Linked DNA regions of Homo sapiens: regions 1 and 2 are each linked to region 3. Evidence: read pairs that join two places in POLR2A ChIA-PET (ENCODE). Cell type or tissue: GM12878. All regions are shown on one strand.

The links. Peaks named below come from ENCODE experiments on the same cell type or tissue, not always from the same donor. Only the 100,000 strongest peaks of a DNase experiment are listed, where the experiment ranks them.
Region 1: POLR2A ChIA-PET joins it to region 3 with 5 read pairs; 27 of 35 experiments call an interaction of 5 or more read pairs at or near these places.
Region 2: POLR2A ChIA-PET joins it to region 3 with 6 read pairs; 28 of 35 experiments call an interaction of 5 or more read pairs at or near these places.

What each region holds. Positions count from the first base shown.
Region 1 is chr1:113,818,574-113,826,573 of GRCh38, reverse strand. It overlaps PTPN22 (protein tyrosine phosphatase non-receptor type 22), which reads left to right. Exons shown (of 21, transcript NM_015967.8): 19 at 1,402-1,432; 20 at 6,920-6,997. The region is part of intron 3 of AP4B1-AS1 (AP4B1 antisense RNA 1); the gene reads right to left. Among named protein-coding and RNA genes, the nearest start is that of AP4B1-AS1, 10 kb to the right of the region's middle. In GM12878, no CTCF peak of the experiment used is centred here; no DNase peak of the experiment used is centred here.
Region 2 is chr1:113,799,776-113,807,775 of GRCh38, reverse strand. The region is part of intron 1 of RSBN1 (round spermatid basic protein 1); the gene reads left to right. Among named protein-coding and RNA genes, the nearest start is that of RSBN1, 8.7 kb to the left of the region's middle. RefSeq lists an enhancer at 2,695-2,989. In GM12878, no CTCF peak of the experiment used is centred here; no DNase peak of the experiment used is centred here; H3K4me3 peaks cover 605 bases.
Region 3 is chr1:113,748,344-113,756,343 of GRCh38, reverse strand. The region is part of intron 3 of PHTF1 (putative homeodomain transcription factor 1); the gene reads left to right. Among named protein-coding and RNA genes, the nearest start is that of PHTF1, 7.1 kb to the left of the region's middle. RefSeq lists silencers at 2,805-2,854, 3,683-3,884, 6,623-6,917. In GM12878, no CTCF peak of the experiment used is centred here; no DNase peak of the experiment used is centred here; H3K4me3 peaks cover 146 bases; H3K27ac peaks cover 387 bases.

The sequences.
Region 1 (8,000 bases), 70 kb before region 3:
TGGCAAAAATTCTTGGCTAGAATGGAAATGGCTGTGTATCATGGATATATTCAGAAGCCATTGTGGATTCTGAAATGGTCCTAATAAAGGAGGGAAGTGGGAATTTCATCCCCTCTACCCCTCTGAGTCCCTTCCCTTCCCTTCCCTTCCCTTCCCTTCCCTTCCCTTCCCTTCCCCTTCTCCCTTCACTTCCCTTCCTCTGTCTCTCTCTTTCTCTTTCTTTCTTTTTTAGACAGGGTCTTGCTCTGTTGCCCATGCTAGAGTGCAGTGGCATAAATATGGCTGACTGCAGCCTTGACCTCCTGGACTCAAGTGATCCTCCTGCATCAGCCTTTCGAGTGGCTGGGAACACAGGTCTGCACCACCATGCCTGGCTTTTTAAAATTTTTGGTAGGGATGGGGTCTCACCATGTTGCCCAGTCTGGTCTTGAACTCCCTGGCCTCAAGGGAACCTCCCACTTGAGCCTCCCAAAGTGCTGGAATTACAGGCATGAGCCACCTTGCCAGCACTCCACTGCTCCCCGTCAATATTCTGATAGCATAATTAAAAAAAAATTTATTGGCTGGCCACGGTGGCTCACGCCTGTAATCCCAGCACTTTGGAAGGCCAAGGCAGGTAGGTCACAAGGTCAGGAGTTTGAGACCAGCCTGGCCAATATGGTGAAACCCTGTCTCTACTAAAAATACAAAAAATTAGCCAGGCATGGTAGCAGGTGCCTGTAGTCCCAGCTACTCAGGAGGCTGAGGCAGAAGGATCGCTTGAACCCGGGAGGCAGAGGTTGCAGTGAGCTGAGATCACGCCACTGCACTCTAGCCTGGGCGACACAGCGAGACTCCATCTCAACAACAACAACAACAACAACAACAACATTTATTAATCTTTTTTAAAAGACATGTTCTCACTCTGTCGCCCAGGCTGGAATGCAGTGGTGGGATCAGAGCTCACTGTAGCCTTGAACTCCTGGGATCAAGCAGACCTCCCGCCTCAGCCTCCCTAGTAGCTGCTACCACATTCAGCTAATATTTTTTTTACTTTTTGTAGGGACAGGGGTCTTGCTATGTTGCCTAAGATGGTCCTGAACTCCTGAGCTCAAACAATCCTCCTGCCTTGGCCTCTCAAAGTGCCGGGATTACAGGTGTGAGCCACTGTGCTCAGCCTCTGATACTATTATTTCAAAATATGTAGTGTGATACTTGCATGGGTGATATAAATAGCAAGATAAAATCAAGTAGAGGTTTTGCACTGAATTAAAAATGGCAAGATGGAAAAACAACTTTGTACATTTTCATGGCTATTTTTAAGGAAATTAAATTCTTTTCACTTAAGTCTATATTTCTATTTGATTAAAGTATTTCAAGTTTCACAGGAAAAAAAACTAACATTTTTCCTTTCTTTTGTAGAGTTTGAAAATTTTGCGAAACATGAAAAAGAGTAAGTTGGTACTTATGTTTAAAAATATCGTTTTCTCAATTTTGTAATTTTTATTTATATAACCAACCAATATTGTGAAAAGATTAACAATATTATTCCTAAACAGAGCCTCCATAGGGTCCTATGAATCAGAACAATCACCCATAGGCCTCCTTTTTTTTTTTTTTTTTTTTTTGCTAGGCTTCACAATACTAATATTGGGCAGGGAGTAGGCGATGAGAAGTCTTCTGTTTAATACACAAGAATAATAATTAGTACAATGGCATTAAAAAAATTTTAAATTTATTTTTAAAATTTATTTTAATAGCAGAGATGGGGTTTCACCATATTGCCCAGGTTGGTCTCGAACTCCTGGGCTCAAGTGATCCTCCTGCCTTGGCCTCCCAAAGTGCTGGGATTACAGGCATAAGCCACTGCACCCGGCCAATGTTTGGTACTTTCTACCCATCCTAAGATGCTGTCATACAATTGGATTATTTAAAATTTCCAGCAGTCTAACCTCAGATGTATTTTCTTTGAAAATAGTCACAGCAAAGCATATTGTGAACAAATGTGTTGACTTCATGAAATAAGCAAAGCATTGACACATTTCCATTTTTACTAAGTATTATTAGCAATAAAAGTCTGTTGCTTACTATTTTTGCTACGTTGTAATGAAAATAAAATCCATTGAGTCCTGAAACTGTGGAAAATTATCTTAGAAATCTTATTTACAAATAAAAAATATAAAAACCATGGTGATGGCCGGGTGTGGTGGCTCATGCCTATAATCCCAGCACTTTGGGAGGCCGAGGCAGGTGGATCACAAGGTCAGCAGTTTGAGACCAGCCTGGCTAACATAGTGTAACCCCGTCTCTACTAAAAATACAAAAATTAGCCGGGTGTGGTGGCATGCACCTGTAGTCCCAGCTACTCGGAAGGCTGGGGCAGGAGGATTGCTTGAACTCGGGATGCGGAGGTTGCGGTGAGCCAAGATTGCGCCACTGCACTCCAGTCTGGGCAACAGAGCGAGACTCCGTCTCAAAAAAAAAAAAAGAACCATGGTGACAATCTTAAAAAAATTTTTGATACATTTGGTTAATCAGTGAAAGAGCAGTTATTTGACATTAAACTGGTACTATAGGGAGAGACAAAAAGCACTGAGAAAATCTGATGTAGGTATAGTCTAAGAAAGAAGGTTTCCTTTTGGGTTTTCATTCTATCTCCCTACCCAAAAGCTCCAGGTTCTTGAGCTAGTTTGCTATCACTGCCATTATAGCTGATCTCTGACACCAACTCATGATGGCTGAAGTATAGTTGGAAAACATACCTTTTCTCCTAAAAAGAGTCAAAAGAGAATTTAAACATTTCAAATGGAAATTATGGTAGGAAACAGGGGAAATAAAACAGCCAAGTGCAAAGAAATGAGTGACTTAAATGGTTAACCAAAGATTGGTTTGATCCACCTAACTCAGAAAACAGTTTTCTTTCTCTAGCTCTAACTCTGCCTAGAATATCAAATAAAGAAACAGAAACTTCAGGTAGATTTAGGTTGGCACAGCTTTGAAGGTATAGTGGAACTTTCAGAGATTGAGTCTTATTTCTAAGTAAGAGCTCCCAGTTCATTCTCTGGATCTGGGCTGTGCTGTATTTTTCAGTTACCTTGATCCTCTGGTCTTTTGCCGTTAAATGAAGAACATCTGGCTCCCAAAATTGATCCTGAAGCTTTAGACTGTACTTCATATGTGTCCTCAGCCCCTTCCAGATGGTTCATGATTCTGGAATTCCATGTGTTCTCCCTGTAGCCTGGATCTCCCACTGGTCTGTAAAGCTGGTCCTACTTTTAATGAAATTAGGATTCTTCTTCTGTTATTTTAAGCTAGTATCTAAGCCTAGTGTCATTCATTCATTCATTCAATGAATATTTGTTGAGTGTCTACTATGTTCCAGGCATTCTGTAAGGCACTTGGTATATGATGGTGAACAGAACAGATATGGGCTCTGCCTTTGTGGAATGTAAGTTTGGTGAGGGGTTCCAACATTAAACAAACAACATTAAACAAAATTTGGTTGACCATATTCACAAATATATACTTAATAACACATGATAAATGCTATGAAGGAAAACAAAAGGGTAACTATGAGAGGATAACAAAGGGGATCCACTTTAGAATGAGTAGTCCAAGAAAGCCCCCGCTTTTTTTGAGACGGAGTCTAGCTCTGTCGCCCAGGCTGGAGTGAAATGATGCGATCTCGGCTCACTGCAACCTCCCCCTCCCAGGTTCAAGTGATTCTCCTGCCTCAGCCTCCCAAGTGCTGGGATGACAGGCGCACACCACTATGCCCAGCTAATTTTTGTATTTTTAGTAGAGACAAGGTTTCACCGTGTTGGCCAGGATGGTCTTGATCTCCTGACCTTATGATCCACCCACCTCGGCCTCCCAAAGTGCTGGGATTACAGCTGTGAGCCACTGTGCCCGGCCCAAGAAACCCTTTTTAAGGAAGTGACAACTGAACCCAAAACATGAAGGAGCAGCCAGCCAGCCAAAGGGTCCAGAGAAGAGTATTTCAGATAGAGGGAACAAAATCTCTGAGGTAGGAGATTTTGGTGTATTGTAGAAACTCAAAGGGAAGCCATCTTAGATGCAGGGTAGTAAGTAAAGAGGAGACAGGAGTAAGGCGAAGCTGGAAAGATCAGGGAGGAGCAGTTAGATTTTTATGGGTCATGCATGGTAAGTAGTTTAGTTTATTCTAAGTGTAATGGGAATCCATAAAAGGGTTTTAGGCAGAGATGTTACATGCTCTGTTTCCTATTTATTTTTAAACATGCTTCACAGAAAAGTATAAAACGATCACACTGGCTGCTACATACAGAATGAATTATAGAGTGACAAGAGTGGAAGCTGTCAACTGTTGGTGGGAAACTTTAATTGCTCAGAAATCCTTTAGTTACAAGTGACAGAAAACCTAACTTAAGCTGACTTCAGCAGAAAAGGGGAATTTACTGGCTTGTAACAATGGTCCAAATGATGTAATCAGAACCTAAATTCTCATTTCATGTCTCTCAGGTTAGTCTCACTCTGTGTTAACTCATTCATAGGCAGGTTTTTATCATGTGAGTTCAGGCTTATGATGGAAAAAAAATAACTCTTTATTGGTTTTCAAGCCACACTGTGATGACTAGTGCCAACTGGGTCTGATTGTCTTGACTTGGTTCATTTGCCCATCCCTGAACCAATTATAGTCAATGTTCTGATTAGGCAGGATAGTGTCATGCCCTAATATTTAACACTTATTACATGTGGACACTGTCCAATCAGGAATGAGGTCAGACCTATACATCTGGTGTGACCATGCCAATATACCAACTGAAAATCAGCCCTAGTTATAGGTCATTTCCTTAATCTAAAGGTACAATCAGCTCTAATGGAAGCACGGGAACTGAAAACTGGGGAGGGGTAGTTTCCTAAAGGAAAATTCAAGTTCTATTATCAGAAGAGGGAATGAAGTTTAGGCAGGCAGCATAAATATATCCATGATAGGCCAGGTGCAGTGGCTCATGCCTGTATTCCCAGCGCTTTGGGAGGCCAAGGCAGGCAGATCACGAGGTCAGGAGTTTGAGACCAGCCTGGCCAACATGGTGAAACCCCATCTCTACTAAAAATACAAAAAATTTACCCAGGCGTGTTGGCATGCACCTGTAGTCCCAGGTCCTCGGGAGGCTGAGGCAGGAGAATCGCTTGAACCTGGGAGGCGGTGGTTGTGGTGAGCCGAGATTGTGCCATTGCACTCCAGCCTGGGCGACAGAGTGAGACTGTCTCAAAAAAAACCCCAAAACAAACAAACAAAACAAAACAAAACAAAAAAATCCATGATGAGCCAAAATAACAAAATAGCAGTTTCCTCTGATATATATGTGTGGAATCTGTGCCTCCTTTGTAAAAAAAACAATATTCTCCTTTGAGACAATTTTGTTTTCTTTCTGAAGGATGTATATAACTTTCAGCTCCTATGCAGTATACAGATTACTGATATCTCCTGAACTTCCTCACCTTTACTACTTTCTATTAATGTCTCTATCTTCAGTGCCTACAGCAATGCTTAGCACATAGTAAGTATTTAAATATGAATAGTATTTTATACTTATACTTTATATTAAGTATTTTAATATATTAAGTATAATAATTATACTTACTATAGTAATATAGTAAGTACAAAATAAATATGTATCTTAATTAGATCTGATTGAAATTCAGTATGTAGTCTAGTGATTCATACTCAGGTACCTCCTCGAAAAGGAAGGTGTTTCTAGAATCCTAGTATTACGTATGCATGTGCAAATATGCATACCTAATATGCATATGCAGTTCACACAGTGCATTCTGAAAATGTTGAAAACAACACAAAAACACTTAATATCTTCCCATTTATATGCAATTTGTTAGAAAGTTTATACAAACCTGAAATTATCTTTTTCCATTGCCAAGACAGAGAATGTGCAAAATGTGGACAAAGTTTTTAAGGGACTGTTTTCAAAACTGCAGAAACTGATACATGAATATATCAATGTACATATATGACCTATGAGTAACTTATAAGTTAACTTATACCTATAAGTAACTAAAATAGCAAAACAAAGCAGCATAACAATGCTTTTGGGAGATTATTGGCCTAAATAATAATAATTATTATGTTTTTTTGAGACAGGGTCTTGCTCTGTCACCCAGTCTGGATGGAGTGCAGTGGCGCAATCTGGGCTCACCTCATCCCTCTGCCTCCCAGGTTGGATCAATTTTTGTGCCTCAGCCTCCCAAGTAGCTGGGATTAGAGATTTGCAACACCATGCCTCGCTAATTTTTTTTTGTATTTTTAGTAGAGACGGGGTTTCACCATGTTGGACAGGCTGGTCTCGTACTCCTGGCCTCAAGTTATCTGCCTGCCTCAGCCTCCCAAAGTACTGGGATTACAGGCGTGAGTCACCGTGCCCGGTTATGGGCCTAAATTAGAATCACTTATAATTAGAAAAAAATCAGGCTGGAAAGTGGAATAAAAAAAGAGATTCCAGGGTAGAGGATTATATAATACAAATAAAAGACTTGTCATGGATGAATTATTGTGGAGAAGAAATGATGTAAAAATGTACTAAGAGTGGCCAGAGGAAAAAGTAATATGAAGTCCAAAGCCAAAATGTGAATTTCAAAAAAAAAAACAAAAAAATGCTGATTCATGATATATTGGATCTTATTTCCTTAGCAATTTTCTTTAGTGTTGGGCTTTACTATACAATCTGTTTGCAAAGAAAAGAAACCTTTTAAGAAAAAAACCAAAAATACAAATGAGAATATTATAGTGTCAACCCATTTGTAAGCACCTACATTTTGTTAACATTTGACAGTGATATGTTTATTTGGGATTATTAATTACTCTTAACAATTATATGTGATCTGATCAACAGTCATCTGAGTCTGTCTTTAGTCTTTCCCTTATATTTTTTTCTTTTGATTCTAGGTATCTGTAATTCTTGCCCACCAAACAAGCCTGCAGAATCTGTTCAGTCAAATAACTCCAGCTCATTTCTGAATTTTGGTATGTGTGTTATTTTACTGAAGAGTTAAAAAAATTACCTAAATTACTCATTTACAGTATAACTGATTCAACTTTAAATATGATTTTAGGTTGCATGTATAGGTCCTTATGTTTATATTCTTTTCCATGCAATTTATCTTTTTATTTTTAACCTTAACTACCTCTTAACATCTCACACAGAACTAAATTATCTAGTATATGTGGAAAATAAAGCTAGGTAACCAAATTATTGTGTTGGCATGTAGTAAATAAATATGACTATCCAAATGGAGAAATTGAGATGCTGTGATATTCTGGTTCATATCTAAAGCAAATTTATAAAAAACATAGAAGTATGATAAAAAGAACAGCAGTTGCCACTATTTAATCTTATATAACTAATTCAATAGTAGGAAATGAAGCACAATTCTGACGGTTTTAAGGTTTGCTTACCCAATTGCTCCTAAGTATAAGCTATAAACTTAAAACAATAATTTTATATTCTTCTAAGCATTCTATTGTCCTATGTGATACATATTTATGTACTATTTAAAGTAGTATCAGGTATAATTTTTTGTAAGAATAGCAATTAGTGGTAGGCTATTACTACTAAAAATTATTATTAACCAATCCCCTTGAAAGAGTGTGAGGCCTCCAGGAGTCCCTGAATCACACTTTGAGAACTGCCACTTAATGGTATTGTCCTTACTTACACAATCAAAATTAGGTTGCCGCCACATGCAGACTGTAGGTGGCAAGAAAAGAGGAAAAAGTGGAGGTGTGGCCTCCTCTTCTTACTCTTCTGGTCTTCAAAGGCACTGGCCTGGAAATGGCCAGATCATATCAGCTCATATTCCCTTGAAGAGAACTTAGACATGTGCTATAACTAAATTGCAAAAGAGACTGGGAAATGTAATATTGCTGGGCAGACAGACAAAATTGCCTACACACAATTCTATTTGAGGAAGAAGCAAAGAAGATATTGGTGGATGGGGAGCAATCTCTGCCACGCCTAAGTTAAGAG
Region 2 (8,000 bases), 51 kb before region 3:
TAATTTTTTTTTTTGAGACAGAATTTCACTCTTGTTGCCCAGGCTGGAGAGCAATGGTGCAATCTCGGCTCACTGCAACCTCTGCCTCCCGGGTTCAAGCGATTCTCCTGCCTCAGCCTCCCGAATCGCTGGGATTACAGGTGCCTGCCACCACACCCAGCTACTTTTTTATATTTTTAGTAGAGACGGGGTTTCACTGTGTTGGCCAGGCTGTTCTCGAACTCCTGACCTCAGGTGATCCACCCGCCTCAGCCTCCCAAAGTGCTGGGATTTCAGGCGTGAGCCACTGCGCCCGGCCCTTGAATTGTATATTTTTTATTACTGGGTTTTGATAATTTTTTGTAGATCACAGGTGCAGCTTCTTTGTATGGTTTGCACATATTTTCTCCCAATCTGTTGCTTGTCTTTCCATCCTTTTTGTTTGTTTGCTTGTTTTTATTTTGGTTGTTTTTTTTTTTTTTTGAGATGGATTCTCACTTTGTCACCCAGGCTGGAGTGTAGTAGCACGATCCTGGCTCACTGCAACCTCCACCTCTTGGGTTCAGGCGATTCTCCTATGTCAGCCTCCCGAGTAGCTGTGATTACAGGCATCTGCCACCATGCCCGGCTAATTTTTGTGTTTTTCAGTAGAGACGGGGTTTCGCCATATTGGTCAGGCTGGTCTTGAACTCCTGACCTCAGGTGATCCGCCCGCCTTGGTCTCCCAAAGTGCTGGGATTACAGGCATGAGCCACCACGCCCAGCCTGTTTGTTTTTGTTTTTTTGGGGAGGGTCTCACTCAGTTACCCAGGCTGCAGCACAGTGATGTGATCATGGCTCACTCTAGCCTCAACCTCTGGGGCTCAAGTGATCCTCCCACCTCAACCTCCTGAGTAGCTGAGACCACACGTGTGCACCACCACACCTGGCTAATGTTTTTTTTTTTTTTTTTTTTTTTGATAGAGGCAGGGTCTCTCTGTGTTGTCCAGGCTGGTCTCAAACTCCTGGGCTTAAGTGATCCTCCCGCCTTGGCCTACCAAAGTGTTGGGATTACAGACAGGAGCCACTGTGCCTGGTCCTTTCTACCTTCTCAGTGGGATACTTCACAGAGCAAAAATTTTAAATTTTGTTGATATCCAATTTACTAAGTTTTTTTTTTTCTTTAATGGATCATGTTTTTGGCATCATATCTAACATACCAAGTCCTAGATCCCAAAGATTTTCTCCTTTGTTTTCTTCTAAAAGTTTTATAATTTTAACTTTTGTATTTTAATCTGTCATCCATTTGAGTTAATTTTGTACAGGTGTGAGGTTTAGGTCGCCATTTTTTTTCTTCTTGCCTAAGGATATCCAGTTGCTCTAGCACCTTTTGTTGAAAAGATTAATCTTCCATTGAATTGCTTTTGCACTTTTTTCAAAAATCAGTACAACCTGTAATGTAACAATGATTTTTTTTTTTTTTTTGAGACAGAGTCTCGCTCTGTGCCAGGCTGGAGTGCAGTGGTGTGATCTCAGCTCAGTGCAACCTCCACCTCCTGGGTTCATGGGAATCTTATGCCTCAGCCTCCTGAGTAGCTGGGATTACAGGCGCCCACCACCACACCCAGCTAATTTTGTATTTTTAGTAGAGATGGGGTTTCACCATGTTGGCCAGACTGGTCTCAAACTCCTGACCTCAGGTGATGTGCCTCCCACAAGTGCTGGGATTACAGGCATGAGCCACTGTGCCTGGCCTAACAATGGTTTTTACAATTTAAAATAGTTGGAACGACCTTGTAGCGCATGGAAATCATACGAAATTTAAACTGTGTCCAGAAATAAAGCTTTATTGGAATATAGCTCTGTTCATTCATATATATTGTCTATGGTAGTTTTTGCACTACAGTAGCAGAATACAGTAATTGAGACAGAGACCATAAGACCTGCAAAGCCTGCTGTTCGGCTCTTTAGAGAAGTTTGCCACCCTTGAGTTCACTTAAGAGACATGTTCCTTCCTGCACAGCAGTTCAACAGTATTTAATCTGAATTCATGTGGAGACTAATTACAAATTATTACAATCTCAGACATTTGGAGTTGTTCATAAACAGTTGAAACAAAAATTTAATCTGTAAATGCTAGGGTAAACTTGTTCATCTTTAAAACAGAAAGAAGTGATTTTCAGAGAGATGAAGTGAAATGCTTAAAATTTTTTAGTTGGTGATAGAGCTGAATACAGAACTCAATTTTTTTCCCTCATGGCCCAGTTGACCTCTCTTTCTGCTATGCACACTGGGGTTGATTATTTAACAGAGATATTTAAATGCTGTTTTTATTTCTTATAGGGAATAAGCTTGAGTGTAACTAAACTGGAGGTTACCTATGTGTTTTGAAATCTTAATTTTTTTCTCTCCCTCTTATTGCTCATAAAAACATAGGACAGGCCGGGCGCGGTGGCTCATGCCTGTATTCCCAGACCAAGGTGGGCAAATCACGAGGTCGGGAGTTTGACACCAGCCTAGTCAACATGGTGAAACCCTGTCTCTACGAAAAATACAAAAAATTAGCTGGGCTACTTGGGAGGCTGAGGCAGGAGAATCACTTGAACCTGGAAGGCGGAGGTTGCACTGAGCTGAGATTGCGCCACTTGCATTCCAGCCTGGTCGACAGAGTCAGACTCCGTTTCAAAAAAAAAAATAGGACAAACATACTTCCTTAAAAATCCATGAAAAGAAGTAATGCTTCTTTTTAATTATTCTTAGTAAATTCATGATTTTAATATGTTGTTAAAAAGGAAAGAAAGGAAGGACAGCCCCCATAGGCTGTCTTCTCCAATGTCATTACATGACCGGATTGCTCATATGTATGCTCTTGTGAGTCATCTTTCTTATCTCATTTTTTTTTTTTTTTTTACTCTTGACCAGTTGCCTAACTGCTATCACCGAGTGTAAGTGTTCCTGAGCCAGATGTTTAATGGAAATTTTCTCTCATGTCAAAAAGCAGGGATTTTAAGTCCAGAAACACTTCTTTTTGATGTTAGCAATGGAGAATTATTGGGATTATAAGGGAATTGAAATAAACAATCTTATTTATCAGAACAACAACTGTAGGGACTAATATTTTTCCCTGCTCACCCTGAGAGAGGCAAAAACACCTTTAAGGGCACGAAAACTTTTGAAATGGCACTAAGTAAGATATTTGTTGAAGTAATACTCCCTTTATTCCAAGCTACCTCAGGTCCATTAATTGTAACCAGATAATCTTAGTTGATCATCTAATGGGAGTGTTGCAGGGAGATGTCTGATAGTGGAGGCGGAAAGGAAGAGAGTGTAGGGTGCAGTATGTTAGAAGAATTTGTTTTGGAGTCAGATAGGTGAGAAGTTTGAATCTTGGCTGTTGTGTACTAGCTTTGTGACCTAATATAAATTACATATCTTGTTTCAGGCTGTTTCTTTCTCCGTACTTCATTGGTTTGAGGATTAAAATAAAATAACATATATGGTCCCTATTAGACATTTGGCAAATACGTTTTCTTTCCTCTTTCAGAGATCTTTCTTATGTGTTTCTCTTGATAATCAAGATGATAAGAGACTTATTGTGTGTCACATATTGTGATGAGGGCCTTATAGTCATTGTCTCATTTAATTCTTAAAATAACTCTGTGAGATAGACTCTAGAATTAATAACTTTTTTTTTTTTCTGAGACGGGGTTGCCCAGGCTGGAGTGTAGTGAAGTGATTATAGCTCACTGTAACCTCGAACTCCTGGGCTCAAGCGATCCTCCCACCTCAGCCTGTAGCTAAGCCTAGCTCACTCCTGCAGCTAGGACTACAGGCATGCACCGCCAAGCCCAGCTAACTTTTTTTTTTTTTTTTTTTTTGTAAAAATGGGGTCCTGCTGTGTTGCTCAGGCTGGTCTTGAATTCCTGGACTCTAGCAGTCTTCCTGCCTCAGTCTCCCAAAGTGCTGGGATTACAGGCATGAGGCACTGTACCTGGCCTATTATAACATTTTAAGATGAGAAAATTTAGATTTAAAGAGATTTATGAGCTTACCCAGAGACCTTAGTAAACAATAGAGCTGGGACATTGACTTAGGTCTATCTAACAGTACAGCACCTGTTCTTATCTTAAATAGTACACTCTACTGCCTCTAGAATTCAACTGTTTTTGGCAATAATAGTAGTTATGATGTATTGAGTATTTATTATGTTCTAGGACTATTATAAGTACTTCACATGCGTTTTTCATTTACTCTGCACACTAATTTTATAATGAGATACTGTTCTTTCCTCCGGTTTTACCAATGAGAAGCAGTGCAAAGAATTAACTTGCAAAAAGATATGCTATCTCATTCATTATTGTTGGGAATACAAAATGATACAGCCACTTTGGAAGACAGTTTGGCAGTTTCTTAACAAAACTAAACATACTATACGATCCAGCAGTCATACTCTTTGATATTTACCCCGAGGAGCTGAAAATTTGTGTCCACACAAAAACCTGTAGATAGGTGTTCATAATAGGTTTATTCATAGTTACCAAAACTTGGAAGCAATCAAAATGTCCTTCAGTAGGTAAATGGATAAACTGTGGTACATCCAGACAGTAGAATATTATTCAGTGCTAAAAAGAAATGAGCTATCAAGCCATAAAAAGACATGGAGGAACCTTAAATGCATATTACCAAGTGGAAGAAGCCATCCTGAAAAGGCTGCACATTTTATGATTCCAATTATATGACACTCTGGAAAAGGCAAAACTATCAAGAAAGTTAAAAGATCAGTGGTTGCTAGGGGTTTTAGAGAGGGTTGCATGAATAGGCAGAGCACAGAGCATTTTATAGGACAGTGAAACTACTCTTTATGCAACTTAATTAATGGTGGATACATGTCATACATTTATCCAAACCCTCAGAATGTACAACAAGAGTGAACCTGAATGTAAACCATGGACTGCGGGCAGGCGAATAATGATGCATCAATGTAGACTTATCAGTTGTAACAAGTATTCCACTCTGGCTGGGGGTGATGATAATCAGGGAGACAGACTATGCATTTGTGGGAGCCAGGTGTGGTTATAGTTCTAGGAACCTGAAACTGCTCTAAAAAAAAAAAAGTAAAGGCTTAGGGAAAAAAAAGTTCTAGAAAGTATACTTCTAGAAAGTATACTAGAAAGTTATAGAACAGGGATTTAAACCTAGACAGCGCTCTTAAAACACCATAATATAGAGAGATGGTGGGTAAAGTAAGGCAGTGTTAAAAACATACAATGATTCACAAATGTTTGGCTTTCAAAATGAGTAGTTTTTTGTTTTTCCTTTTTAGTCAGGTATTTATATAGAACTGGAAGAACTCTCAAGAAGACTGAAAATAATTTATTTTCAGGAAACAACTTTAGTCCTTTAAAAAATCATGAATAATAAGATGTAAGCAATTACACTTGTTTTGCTTTTGTTCATCTACTGTGATTTTTACGAACTGAAGATACTACCTTTTTTTTTTTTTTCCGACTTCTAAGCCATAATTAGAGTATAAGAATTGCTGTTAAGACCTTAAGTTTTGTAGGCCGGGCATGGTGGCTTATGCCTGTAATCCCAGCACTTTGGGAGGCCGAGGCGGATAGATCACTTGAGGTCAGGAGTTTGAGACCAGCCTGGCCAACATAGTGAAACCCTGTCTCTACCAAAAAATACAAGAATTAGCTGGGCATGGTGATGTGCACCTGCAGTCCCAGCTACTTGGGAGGCTGAGGTGGGAGAATCACTTGAACTTGGGAGGCAGAGGTTGCAGTGAGCCGAGATTGCGCCACTGCCCTCCAGCCTGGATGAGAGTAAAACCCTATCAAAAAAAAAAAAAGAACTTAATAATATAGAAAGCTGTTTTTTTGCATTAATGAAAACTTTCAATTGTGTGAAATCAGATGACATTAATTGATAATATTGGTAGTATTAGCACATATGAGGATCTTATTAATAACGTCATGTATTAATAGTTACCTTTTTAAAGACAGCCAGCAATTTGTTTCTTAAGTGAATGTATCTTCCTCTGTAGAATTATGTATTTCTCTTTATATGTAATCACACAGTTGGATAGGTGAAAGTTTTTCTTAATCACAGGTATAGTGTAGGTTGGCTCTTTTTCTGTAAAGAACTGTAGTCAATAAATTTTAGCTTTTGCACTATGGGGAAATACTAAAAATGTGCTGAATAGATTCTCTGTTGGAAAGCTAAAACCAGAAATAGAAAAGTTGTGAAGAAGACTTTGGACACTGACTTTCAAATAACGTTTTAAATTCAAGGCAGGGCAATTGTTATTTTTCTCATAAAGCAACAGTGGCCAGTGTTTGATAATAACCTTTGATAACTTGTTTATACATATGCCATTCTCAATTAGTTGCCACCACGGTAATTCAATAATAAATTTTGTTTACTCATGGAGATTTGTTAGCCAGTATGAAATGGGTAGTCTTAAATTTCTCTGTAAAAAAAGTCAAGCTTTCTGTATCTTACCCTAAGTTAGATAAAAGTCAAAAGCTGAGGCCGGGCGTCGTGGCTCACGCTTGTAATCCCAGCACTTTGGGAGGCTGAGGTGGGTGGATCACTTGAGGTCAGGAGTTTGAGACCAGCCTGGCCAACATGGTGAAACCCTGTCTCTACTAAAAATACAAAAAATTAGCCGGGTGTGGTGGTACATGCCTGTGATCCCAGCTACTCAGAAGGCCGAGAGGCAGGAGACTCTCTGGAACCTGGGAGGTGGAGGCTGGAGTGAGCAGAGATCACGCCACTGCACTCCATCCTGGGCAACAGAGAGAGACTCTGTCTCAAAAAAAAAAAAAATTGAAAAACAGGATTAGTGAGAAGATAGATTGAAATTTACTTCATATTTAAAATTTTTATCATGTTGATTTATGAGATTACAATGTAAGATTCTTTTCTTTATACAGTGGTTTTCTCTTTTTTTGTTTTTTTTGTTGTTTTTTTTTGAGATGGGCCATGTTGGACTAATTGAATGGTTTTCATATAAGTGAATTTTGTGAAACTCGTATAAGTGAAACCCACAGAGACTTGACCAAGTTAGAAATACCACTGGAAAGTTGATAGTAATACAGAAAATGTGTTACAATCAACGCAGTTCTTTCTTGGTGCTAATTTCAGTGGCAGATCTAGGTCACAATTCATTTTCTGCATACCAAATACCTCTTCCGAAGCTTAAAATAACAAGATCTATTTGGAGATATTTTCTTTTCTTGTTTTCCTGTGAAATTGCTAAAACATTAATAGAAGAGAGTAATTAGATGACTATTTTTAAATTGGTCTAACCTTTATATTGAATGGCATTAACATTTAGTTGCTTGGGAGAATTGCCTAAATTACTGATTTGATATTGGGGAAAGTATTTAGATGAATTTTATTTGGTAAGAAGTATACTTCTTACCAAATAAATGACTATTACTAAGTGTTTAATTCTCAAATATCTCAAATATTTAGTTGTATATAGAATAAAAGATGACTTTTTCTCTTGCCAGGTTAACAGTATTCTGATTAAATGTAAATTTTGCTATCTTATTACAGTTTAATTACAAGTGATATTTGCAAATAAACGGTTTTCATTTTATTGTTCTTAGAAGGAAATATTATTTGGCATTAGTAAAGTCTTTGACTTGCTTTTTTAAGTATTTTCTTTAGAAGGTTTCGTAACCCTTGTAGTAGCTAATTGACTTGAAGTGATTTTATATGGAGTATTGGAACTGTCATATATTTACATATTGTACCAAGTAAATTCTTAACTCTAAAATTTGTTGAACTTGTTTTTCTAGATGTAAAAATAGGATTAATTGGAATATTTGTCTTAACTCCAAATTACTTCAATTATGTTAGAAAAAACGATTGTTTGGTGGGTAAATTCTATGCAGTAAATACTAGACCAAACTTGAAGGTTCGTCAGGACTCTACCTGGTATTTAATCCTGAAAGTTTCCTGCTAGGTATATTTTCCAATTAGTAAACAAAAGATGCCATTCCATCTTGGGCTTGTCAATCCATGAT
Region 3 (8,000 bases):
CGACTAACTTTTCACAATTTGGTATAGTCCTTGATTATTTATATTAGTGGGAGATGGGGTTAGGATGAATAAGTCTCCAGATTTTATTTTGTGATTCTCTAAAGCCTGTCCTGTTATTTTTTTGTGAGCTGCTAAACATCACTGATAGTAAGTATGGTGTAATGGAAACAGCATAGAAGTGGAGTTTGATCTTGTTTTGTGATCTCTAGCCTTGTTATCTAACCTTCTTCCCCTAGCCAATTTAAAGATTTCCTTCACCCTTTTTTTTTTTTTTTTTGAGACAGAGTCTCGCTCTGTCACCCTGGTTGGAGTGCAGTGGAGCGATCTCGGCTCACTGCCAGCTCCGCCTCCTGGGTTCACACCATTCTCCTGCCTCAGCCTCCCGAGTAGTTGGGACTACAGGGGCCCGCCACCATGCCCAGCTAATTTTTTGTACTTTTTTTTTTTAGTAGAGACGGGGTTTCACCATGTTAGCCAGGATGGTCTCGATCTCCTGACCTCGTGATCCACCTGCCTCAGCCTCCCAAAGTGCTGGGATTATAGGCATGAGGCATGAGCCACCGCGCCCTGCCTGATTTCCTTCACTCTTTTCCATGTCATTTAATACATACCTTCCTTTTAGTGCATGATATCAAAGTTATTTGTTAACCTATGTGTGTTCATAGGCCTAAGGGTAGGAAGTGTGTTTGTTTCCTACTCTTAGAACATCTTGATTCATACTAGGAACTCTGTCTGTTGCTATAGTTAATTGAACCCTATCCATCATGCATATTTTTTACTCGTTCTCTCATAGGGTAATCTACCTAACCACGCCTTAATGTATGCTTTTAAATTTAGCGGCGGTGGGAAGAATGAAATGTAAAATAACTATAAACATTTACTGAGCTTTCAGTGTGATAGTAGAAAGCTGAAAAAAAAATTACTCAGCTAATGTGCCACTCTTGTACTAGGTGCTGAGAATACAGTGAAAAAGATAGATGTGATTGTTGCCTTCATGGGTTTCACAGTCTGATAGTGATGGGAGAAAAGCCCAGATATCTTTTTAATATGCTTAAGTCTTAAAAAATGACCAAAGTATAGCATACAAAAAAATTAATGCTAAATTTAAAAATACATGAACACAAATACAATTTTTTGAAAACAAAAAATAAAAACAAAAAATAAAAGAACAAATAAGCAAAAAAAATTTTAAAATAAAAATATTAACATCATATCACAGTACTGTTATATAATTTAAAATTATATATTTAAAAGTATAATTCAGAATTATGAAAGATAAATTTTAAAAATCTTAACTTGGGTCATGAAAAATGGTATGAACTCTTCAATAAGCATTTATTGAACTACAATGTTTAAGGCATTTTGTTGGGTGCTGAGCACAAGAGAAAAATATTAACAAACAGAAGTATAAGACTTGTTTAGAGGAAGAGCAAGTAAGTAGCCCAATATGATTGGAGAATAAGGTACATAGATAGAGTGATAGGCCATAAATCTATTTGAAGGTTACTTGACTGCTTTACTAAGAACTTTAGATACTATTCTGTAGAAAATTGAAAGGTTTTAATGGTTTTTGAGTAGAGGAGTCACATCATATCTGTGTTTTTGAAAGATAGAAATAAAAATATAGACATTATAATAAAATCTATGGAATATTTCCAGAGTAGTACTTATTATTCTCAATGTCTATATTAACAAAAAATGTCTAGTTTGACTAGGAAGGTTTACAATGAATCATATTAATATTGAAGAATCTAGAGAAAGAAAATGTAATCAACCAAAGTAAAACAGGGAAAGAAATACCAAAAATAAAATGAAAGCATCCATTACGTATTTATTTAACAAATATTTGTTGACTGCTTACCTACAATGTGGCAGACACTAGCTATGCCTACATAATGGTAAGTAAAAACATTCAATCATTTTTTTTTTTTTTGAGACAGGGTCTGGCCCTGTTGCCCAAGTTGGAGTGCAGTGGCATGAACACAGCTCACTGCAGCCTCAATCTCCTGGGCTCAAGTGATTCTCCCACCTTAGCCTCCTGAGTAACTGGGACCACAGGCATGCACCAACAGGTTTGGATAATTTTTAAATTTTTTGTAGAGACAAGGTCTTGCCATGTTGTCCAGGCTGGTCTCGAATTCCTGAGCTCAAGCAGTGCTTCCACCTTGTCCTCTCAAAGTGCCGAGATTATAGGCATGAGACGCTCTGCCCAGCCATATTCAATATTTTTATTTTCATGGAATTTATGACAAAGTGGTTGAGAATAATAAAAAGAATCCTTCTAATAAATGCAAATTACTTAGTGGCAAATACTGAGAAGAGGTCTGTTTACAAGCTACTATACTTATAATAAGGGAAATAAATGAGCCTAGTTGCTGGGCATGGTGGCTCATGCCTGTAATCCTAGCACTTTGGGAGGCCAAAGTGGGAGGATCGTTTGAGGCCAGGGATTTGACACTAGCCCGGGCAACATAGGGAGACTCTGTCTCTACAAAAAATAAGTTAGCTGGCCATGATGGCATCTGCCTGTGGTCCCAGCTACTCAGGAGACTGAGGTGAGAGGATTGCTTAAGCCTGGAGGTCAAGATGACAGAGACCCTGCCTTTAAAAAAAAAAAAAAGGCTGGGCACGGTGGCTGATGCCTGTAATCCTAGCAGGGAGGCCGAGGCAGGCAGATTGCATGAGCTCAGGAGTTCAAGACTAGCCTGGGCAACATGGTGAAACCCCTTCTCTGCTAAAAATACAAAAATTAGCTGGGCATGGTGACACGCACCTGTAGTCCCACCTACTCAGGGGGCTGAGGCAGGAGAATCGTTTGAGTGTGGGAGGCAGAGGTTGCAGTGAGCTGAGATCATGCATTGCACTCCAGCCTGGGCAACAAAAGCGAGACTCCGTCTCAAAAATAAAAAAAAAAAAAGAAGAACCTAATTAAGAAGGTCAGATAAGCTTTTGCTAAGGAATTGATTAAAATGAGATCTGAAGCATGAGTAGCAGTTAATTAGGTCAAGAACAAATACACTAATTCTACACAAACTTTTTCAGAAAATAGAGAAGGAAATATACTTCTCAGCTCATTCTATGAGACTAGTATTACCCTGAAACCTAAACCAGACAAAGACATCATAAGAACATTCGTTATGAATGTATGTGTGAAAATCTTTAACAAGATATTAACAAAACCAATTCTACAACACATAAAATGGCTTATCTACTATGACCAAGTGGGAGTTATCCTGGGAATGCATTAATTTGAAAACAAAGTAATGTAATATGCCATATTAATAGGATAAAGGACAATCATATGATCTTCTCAGTAAATACAGAAAGAGCATTTAACAAAATTCAATGCCTATTAATAATAAACTAGGTTCTTAGGGGAACTTCTTCAACATAGTAAAGGTTGTCTAGGAAAAGCCTGCAACAAACTTCACACTTAGTGGTTAAGACTGAATGTTTTCCCCTAAAATCAGGAACAAAGCAGGGATATCTGCTCTTACTATTTTTATTTAACATTGTACTGGGAGTCCCAGCCAATGTAATAAGCAAAGGAAAAGAGATGAAAGGCATTGAGATGGAAAGGAATATGAAAACTGCCTTTACTCATGACAGCATAATCCCATATTTAGAAAATCCTAAGAATATATATAAAAAATGACAGTAGGCTGGGCGCAGTGGCTCACGCCTGTAATCCCAGCACTTTGGGAGGCCAAGGCGGGTGGATCACGAGGTCAGGAGATCGAGACCATCCTGGCTAACATGGTGAAACCCCATCTCTACTAAAAATACAAAAATTAGCCAGGCGTGGTTGCAGGCTACTGGGGAGGCTGAGACAGGAGAATGGCGTGAACCCGGGGAGGCAGAGCTTGCAGTGAGCCAAGATCGCGCCACTGCACTCCAGCCTGGACGACAGAACGAGACTCCGTCTCAAAAAAAAAAAAAAAAAAAAAAAAAAAAAAAATTACAGTAACAAATGAATGTGGCAAGGTCTTCAAATACAAGATCAGTACACAAAAATCAGTTGTATTTCTATATACCAACAATGAATAATTCAAAAATAAAATTAAGAAAACAATTTTATAATAGCAACAAAGAATAAAACACTTAGGAATGACATAAAAAGTGTAAGATTCATACATGGAAAACTATAAAACATTGCTTAGAGAAATTAAAGAAGGTCTAAATAAATGGAATAGCATTTCATGTTCATGATCTGGAAGATTCAATATTGTTAAAATGTCAGTTTTCTCCAAATGTATCTATATATTCAATGTAATCCCTTCAAAATTCCAGCAGAAGTTTGTTTTTGGTAGAGATTGATGAGCTAATTCTCAAATATATGTATGTAATACAAAGGATGTAGAATATTCAAAACAAATTTAAAAAGAATAGTGTTGGAAGATTTACATTACTACATTTATAATACATCTGTTAGAACAAAATTAAAAAGATTGACAATACCAAATGTTGGCAAGGTGATGGAGGAACTACAACTCTTCTACTCTTCTACACTGCTGTTGGGCATGGAAAATGGAAAATAGTTTGGTGGTTTTAAAAATGTTAAATATGTACTTCTCACATGACCCAACATTTCCACTCCTAGGGTATCTACCTATATTTAGGGTATCTACTATATTTAACATTTTCTATCCAAGAGAAGTGAAAACATAAATACATGCAAATGTTCATAGCAGCACTATTCTTAATAGCCAGAAGTAGGAAAAACCCACGTGTCCATCAACTGGTGAATCAATTGGTATAAACAAATGTGTTATAGTCATACAATGAAATACAATTCAGCAATAAAAACTGTTAATACATACTGCATCATGGATGAACATAAAAAATGTCATGCTAAGTACAACATATTGTGTGATTGTTTATATGAAATTTCTAGAAATCTATAGAAATAGAAAACAGATCAAAAGTTGCCTATGGATTGAGGGGAACAGGGCTTTCCTGCAAACAGGCAGAAAGGAACTTTTTGAGGTGATGGAAATGTTCTAAAACTTGAGTGTGATAATGATTGCACAACTCTACAAATTTACTAAAAATCTAAATTATTTACTAAATCTGTAAAAATAGTTTAGTTTAATAGTATGTAAATTATACCTCAATAAAGCTACTTTAAAAATTATACCAATAGTAAAAGTAGGAAAAATCATAATATAGTACACCAAAAATGTAAATGTATACATATTCACAATTAAAATTGTTTTCTAAATTTTTAAAAAATATTTTATATTTTGTAGAGACAAGGTCTCACCACATTGCCTAGGCTGGTCTTGAACTCCTGGGCTTAAGCAGTTCTCCCTCCCTGGCCTCCCAAAGTGCTGGGATTACAGATGTAAGCCACCACACCCAGCCCTAAAATTTTTTAATTGAGAGAATATATTAAATCTAATGTCTAATATTATTTTCAGTGATGGAGTGTAACTTAGTCCTCCAAAATAAGCCTAAAATAAGAATCTCCCCTTTTACTAATCTTTTTTTTTTTTTTTTGGAGACAGAGTCCTGCTCTGTTGCCCAGGCTGGAGTGCAGTGCTCACAGCAACTTCCGCCTCCCAGGTTCAAGTGATTCTCCTGCCTCAGCCTCCCGAGTGGCTGGGATTACAGGCGCACGCCACCATGCCCAGCTAATTTTTGTATTTTTGGTAGAGGTGGGGTTTCACCATGTTGGCCAGGATGGCTCGATCTCTTGATTTCATGATCTGCCTGCCTTGGCCTCCCAAAGTGCTGGGATTACAGGCGTGAGCCACCACGCCTGGCCCCTTTTACTACTCTTTAGCATACTGTTTGAGATACATTTGCTAAGATGAGCAAAACATTCTAATTAATATTAATTAATATTATCTTTTCTTTTTTGTGTGTTTTATTTTTAAAAATTAATATTAGAGTGAACAAAAATCACTGTTTGAAGATAGCATGGTTTTGTATTTAGAGAATAAAAAAGGCTAATCAGAAGCACAGAGACTACTTCAGCTGTATTTATAATGTTTTATTTAAGCAGGATGGTGGCCATATGATAGATGACACTGACACTCCTCATTAAAGATGACAGTTTGAGGCCATGCGTGGTCGCTCACGCCTATAATCCCAGCACTCTGGGAAGCCGAGGTTTTTGCTCGAGGCCGGGAGTTTGGGACCAGCCTGGGCAACATAGCTCTACAAAAAGATAAAAAAATTAGCTGGGTGTGGTGGGCATGTGCCTGTAGTCCCAGATACTGGGGAAGCTGGTTGGGGGGGATCGCCTGAGCCCAGGAGTTTGAGGCTGTGGTGTGCTATGATTGTGCCACTGCACTCTAGACGGGGTGACAGAGCAAGACCCTGTCCTGAAAAAAAAACAAAAACAAAACAAAACCCAAAAAATGGTAGTTCAAATACATGCACTAATCTCTCCTGAAACCTCTTTAAAAGTACAACAGATAAGAAAAAATCATGGCAGCCTGCAAGGACTTAAAGAATGGAAGAAGAGACTACAGTAAATGAGAGCTATCAATACAATTTCGAAGGTTGGAAAATGAAAGAAGTAAAACTCTTAAGTGCCTGCAATAGGGAAAGCCAATAGGAAACAAGTAAAACCCCTGTAATTAACTTCTGAAAGACTCAGGAATTAGATGTATCAGGTATAATCTGTAGGAGTGAGAAAGAACTAAAGACAGGATTGTTTGAACATGTGTATAAGGGATAATAGATCTACCCCCAGATCTTCCTTATTCCATGTAGCCACATAGTTACCCTTATCTTCCTCTGACAGAAGACCGGGTTGAAGCTTGCTCTCTGGAGAGGCTGAGCCAGAGAAGTTCTGGATTCTGGAAGACCAGAAACAAATCAGAGTCTGGTGAGATGCTGCACTAATAATGGGGATTAAGTGAAAGTCTGGTCGTCAGATTTATAATCTGCAAACAGAAGACTGGAATTTCTTTTCGTCAAAACTGAGTAACCAAAGAGAACCTAAGGATACTGAAAAGTGAAATGACTGGCCACGCCTCTATAGTGAGGTCCACTATTCAAAATGCTTCACGCATTGCACACTGAGCTTGCATTCAGTGTGTTAGTGACTGTTAATTATAAATGGATAATTAAAGATCATCAAATATTTAAGACCTAAAGAAAAAGAAGAAAAGAGAAAAGAAGCAATGCAGGAATCATAAAAACAGTGTTTTTAAAGATATAATTACTACCTTTAAAGAACTGGATACTATAAAAAGACTGAGATATCTTCAGGACATCTATTGTATAACATTGGTGACTATAGTTAGTATGTTGTATTCTTGAAAAATGCTAAGAGAGTGGATATTAAGTGTTCTCACCACACAAATAATAACCATGTGAGGTAATGTATATATTAATTTAGTCATTCTACAGTGTATATCCACTTCAGAATATGTTGTACACACTGAATACATAGAATATTATCTGTCAATTTAAAAATTAAGAATGCTTAAAAAATAGACTATAGATTAGAAAGTGAGAAGACTAGAAAATAAAAATAATCAGAATAAATTCAGGGGTGGCTGGGTACAGTGGCTCACGCCTGTAATCTCAGCACTTTGGGAGGCCGAGGCTGATCGCTTGAGCCCAGGAGTTCAAGATTAGCTTGGGCAACATGGTGATACCCTGTCTTTACAAAAAATACAAAAAAATTAGCTGGGCTTGGCGTTGCATGCCTGTAGTCCCAGCTACTTAGGAGGCCGAGGTGGGAGATCATCTGAGCCTGGGAAGTCGAAGCTGCAGTGAGCCGTGATTGCACCACTGCACTCCAGCCTGGGTGACAGAGTGGGACCCTGTCTCAAAAATAAACACATAAATAAATAAAAATTAAAATAAATTCAGTGGAAAAGTTAGAAGATAAATTTGAGACCATTTCCCAGAAAAGTAGTATAAAAATGAACAACAAAAAAGAAAATAGCAAAGTGAGTGCAATTCATGCAGGAAATGTAATATCCAACTAATAGATGTTCCAGAAAAAGGAAATACATGGAGAAGAAGAAATTAATAAA